Linked DNA regions of Homo sapiens: region 2 is linked to region 1. A link is an interaction called in ENCODE POLR2A ChIA-PET data of the cell type or tissue named here. Cell type or tissue: MCF 10A. All regions are shown on one strand.

Region 1 (2,500 bases):
TGCCAGTATACAATCAAGGACTTAATATTTTGGAAATGGTTCAAAATTCATCTACCCAAATATAGGTTAAGAAATGGTCCAAAATTTATGCATTCAAGAAAAGGCTTATGTATGCCCATAAAGTATGCCTTTAATCTAGGCTTATTTAAGTTTCTGGTGATGCAAATAGCACTTCAGAGAAAAATGGGCAAATGCAACATGTCATTCTGGTTGCAGAAATTAGAAAACTTTAATAAGGATTCTTTATCTAGTGTCAGCAAACCTCCATATCTGAGAGAATTTGAAGGACAAAAATATTGTCACTTGTCCAAGAAGAGAAGTCAGATTACTGTTTTATTCAAACACTTATATAATGTAACTGCATAAAATCTGTTGCCTGAATAAACTCCTCAGTTAGGTATTAGACTGTTATGTACAAAAAATTCTGTAAAGTTTACATAATCGCAAGAGAGCTGTGTAGATGTCACATAGGCCTTGATTATATTTGTCAGCAAGTTCATTTCCTCCAAATTTTTATTTTTTGGAAATTAAGGTACAAAACTTGATTTTTAAAAAATTATCTTGATGGTCAAGAAAAAAGAGTTTGGGATAGATAAAAGCGATGAGAGTAATTCTTAATACCAATGATTCCTGGACACCCTTTGGGGAAAATACTTGACATAGTTGACGAATAACATTAACGACACCCCCACTTCAAAGGACAGAGAATGTCACTAGCAGCTTTATTTTGCTGTGCACTGTTCTTTGAGAGTATTGGTTGCTTACTGATCCAAATTGCCTCTGTGTTGCTGTTATTAAGCTCTACAAGGAATGACTCATAATAGCTCCTTATCTAATGCTGTCCTACTGGGGTAATGAAGAGTTCAGTTCCAACCAATGGATCATGTTAAATTATTGTTTTCTTGGATATTGGGGCTACACTTTGCATAACAGGGTAGAAAGCCACTTTAAAAGCCATTAAACCAACTCATTCTCTGTTTCACTTGGAGCCTGAGTCATGATGCACCCTGTTGACTCATCCTTTACCAAGGGTTCAGCTTTAAGAAATGGCTAGTGGCCAAAAGAACATATTTCTGCAAAAGGGATGGTGTATCTGTGGTTTGCAAATTCCTAGGGCAGATCATATGATTCTAGGTTTAATATTTACTTTAGAGTAAAATTCTGTGATTCTTTCCCTCTGATTCAACTTTTTAAAGGACTGGGTCTACTTTTGTGTCTTTACCTCTGGGCCCTGGGTAAACAGAACTCTGTTTTACAAAGTTACCCAAAAAGTTCAATGAATAAATAAATAATGCTTCCTGAAGAAGCCACAGCTTAGAGGTCTATTAGGCAATAATGTAACCACTGGGCACATGTGACATAAGCAGACAGATGGACATGCAAACCAGCGAGCTCAAAATAAAACCAACTAATGAAAATAAATTCCTGAGTGTGTGAAGGGGCATTTTAGCTTCTTATTTCTCAGGTTAGTTTTCTAGAAAAATATATTAAATGCAACTGGAACCAGGGAAGCAATTTTTCTTTCAAATAAGGTGGAATTCAAGCAATGTTATGAAACCTTATCTGCATTTTGGCAGCACCTACAGAACCTTATATAATATTAATACCTGAGTCCCAGCTTCAGAGAGTCTTATATATTTGGTCTAGCATGCAATACGGGCATCAGGGGTTCTAAAATTTCCCCAGGTATTCCAACAGGCAGCCAAGGAAGAGAGCTACTGAAATAGTGAAGGGAAGAGAATATAAAACAGCAGGCAGAGAGAAAATAGATTGTGGAACTCACGGATTTAAGAAAAACATTTGTAATAACAAAAGCAAAACAACCTGGAACTAAGCCACATGTCATGTGAACAACGGGACTAATCAACTGTGTTATATTCATAATTCATAACCATGCCTTGTAGTTCAGTGGTGAAAAAACGAATGGTCTCCACCTATATAAACCTACATCAATGCATCTTACAAACATAAGGTTGATTGGGGGGAAAAAACACTTCAGGAGAAAACATTTTAAATGTTGTCATTTATGCAGTGTTCAAAATGTGCAAAATATCTGTTTTAGGAACACATTCATTTATTTTCAAGGTATTAAGGAAAGTGAGGGGCTCATGAATACAAAATTTAGGGTAGTAGTTACCTTTTGGAGAAGAATACTTGGGGGCTTCAACACGCTTGGTAATATTCTATGTTTTAAGTCGGGTAGTAAATATAATTTTTAAAGGGAAAATGTATCTATAAAACTTGTAATAATTCCTTTGTGATTTCTTTCATTTATTTCACCTTAAGAGCCTGTGACTCACAAAAGCACGAGTTAACCTAACAGAATGAAGATGTGTTAGTACAGTTTGAAGGTGTGACTGTAAACAGGGAAAGAAAATCAAAATGTTATATAAGGTGAGAGAATATGAACTAAAATGTAGCTCTCAGGAATTCTTCAGGAGTACTTGTCTCTGAAATTATTGGGGCAGAGGGTACAGAGAGACAAAGAGCAAGGAGAAGG
Region 2 (2,500 bases), 53 kb after region 1:
TTAATATAATTAGATGTTTATATGGTTTCCTGGCATTGGAGACAGATGGGAAAACAGACATTAGTAAGGTCATGGCCATTATCAGTAATCATTACCTCTTCACATTTCTCTTTGCTTTACTAATGGGAATTTCCCAAAGGCGACCCTTTGTCATTTTAACTGTGGTTTGCACTTTAGTGGTTTTAGAAAATTATTTTTCTGATATATTTTTAAAAAATATTCCTACCAGTCCTCTGTCTACTCTTAGCTGCCACTAAGCCTCTTCTCGTCCCCTTTTCCTATGTCATTAATTAATTGACTTAAAAATAAGCTGACTGCATCTATGATGAACTGAATTCTAGAAACAAGCCTCACACCTGTTGTTAGCTCTCTTCTTAATGATTTGACTGCAGTTCATGAATGTGCTCCTAATGGTTGTTAAGGAAACCAGAAATTATTAACTCATAAAGTGAAGACTTATTAGTGTGTTACTGCTTCCTCCAAATTGTTCTCATTTGATCTCTTTGCTAGAAGGTGGGGAAAAAGGAATGGCTGCTCTTGAAAAACAATTAATTATTCCAAGAGATGCATTCATATATGTTCTGATAGGCTGATTCTCCTGAAATATCAAGTTGTAAAGTTTAGGTTTACAGAACATCCAAATAACTGAATAATTTAGCCAATTTGATTCATGTTGTGACAACACACTCACACATCATTTATAGGAATTGCTCTTGTTAAACAAAACATATAGGAGGAGCTTAACTTTTACCTTATATTCAAAAATCATTTCTACTTTGGTAAAAATTAAGGTATGGTTTTAAAGTTCAATAGCATATGATAATAATACTAGCCAGTATTTACCAAGTGCTTACTAGTAGCTGGGCAAATATGCTGAATACTTGATACCATATCATGTTCACAAAAAAGCTTATTAAGCATAAACTATCATTTCCCCATTTTCTTGATTAGGCAACAAAGCTGTAAGAAGTTTAGGTATCTTGCCCCGGGCCACTCAATTGGTGAAAGTCGGAGACAAGTTTAGACGCAGATGTGTTAGACTCCAGTATTCACCCTTGCAACCACTTATCTGAGACTTCTAGCTCCTCTGGAACTCCTACCCAGTTATTGGTTGCTATGCTGGAGAATTGCATTATAATTGTGCTGTAAGCACATTGCAGTTTTTTAAAAAAATCATATATGTAACATGAAAACTGGCAGCATTGTGCGTTGTTTTGTTTTGTTTCCAGTGTGTAAGGCCTTTTGAGTTCAGGCCCAGAAGAGGTAGAGTTGGGCTTTGCCAGGTTAGCATTTGCTAGGAAAATCTAGGAAGGTTTTCTTGAAAAGAGGGTCAAGGAAGTTTTAAAGTCTGGTTTCTAAGCTGTGTGAGGAGGAGAGTAAGGTGGGTGGAGTGATAGAGAAGTAGTGATAGGGTCTTGGTAAAATGGATGGAGTTGCCTCATACTCCTCGCAGAGCATGCAACAGGGGTGTGATTCGCTTCTTAGGTGCCCTGCTGCTGAAGCCCTTAGGGGGAGCATGCAGACAGGCAGTCGTGGGGAGTGTTTTTGGGCTCCAACCCCACAGCAGCATCTAGGGTTGAGTGCTTACAGCTCCTGAGGTCCCAGTGGGTGTGTGTTAACAGTGTACTCTTTCAGTTTTGCCATCTTCAAGCAGCTTGTGTGAGTCAGCTCCGTTAGACCCTCTGCCTTATAGCAAGGACAGATGGCTTTCTGTATCCTGGGGATCTTTCCCTAGTGTATAGGAAAAATCAGATCACACATAGGCTTGGAGGATGGGTACAAGGTTTTACTGAGTGGTGGAGGTAGCTCTCAGTGAGGCGGATGGGGAGCCAGAAGGGGGATGGAGTGGGAAGGTCGTCTTCCCCTGGAGTCGGGCTGCTCAGTGGCCAGATTCTCCTCCAACCAACCCCAACTGAATTCTGCATCATCCCACTGTTGATGGCCTGCTGGTGTCTGCTGGTGTCTGTCAGTGTGTTGTTCTGCTCCTTTCAATGTCCCACCACTTGTGTCTGTGCCCACTAGGGTCTCAGGTTTTTATGGGCACAGGATGGGGGGGCATGGTAGACCAGAGTGGTCTTGGAAAGTGCAACATTTCAGCATGAAAACAGGAGTGCCTGTTCTCACTTACGTCTGTGGGCAGAGGACCGAAGGTGGAGCCCTTACCAGGGACCCCACCATTTTCTACCCAGCCCTCAAAGCCCCATTCTGGTATCATTGGGTCATCCATATAGATGGTGAAGGCACCAAGAATGTTGGCAAGCATAATAGAAAAAAGAAAGACAGTTGGCCAGATGCTAAAATTTTTCAACGAGAAAAAGAGAATAGTAGAAAGCTTATTAAATAATCACCATAAAAAGCATTGTAGGTGGAATAATCTGATGGCTTTTGAGGATATTTTGAGGAAGAAGGGAACAGGTGTAGAGATACAGCTGTCAGAAGCCAAGCAAACACCAAAATCATTTTACGTTATAGTTGTACTTGGTTAGTGAATGGAGCAATA

The links. Peaks named below come from ENCODE experiments on the same cell type or tissue, not always from the same donor. Only the 100,000 strongest peaks of a DNase experiment are listed, where the experiment ranks them.
Region 2: POLR2A ChIA-PET joins it to region 1 with 9 read pairs; 2 of 35 experiments call an interaction of 5 or more read pairs at or near these places.

What each region holds. Positions count from the first base shown.
Region 1 is chr17:70,404,411-70,406,910 of GRCh38, reverse strand. No RefSeq gene overlaps it. Among named protein-coding and RNA genes, the nearest start is that of KCNJ2, 240 kb to the right of the region's middle. In MCF 10A, no CTCF peak of the experiment used is centred here; a DNase peak (open chromatin) is centred at 1,030.
Region 2 is chr17:70,351,481-70,353,980 of GRCh38, reverse strand. No RefSeq gene overlaps it. Among named protein-coding and RNA genes, the nearest start is that of KCNJ2, 180 kb to the right of the region's middle. In MCF 10A, no CTCF peak of the experiment used is centred here; no DNase peak of the experiment used is centred here.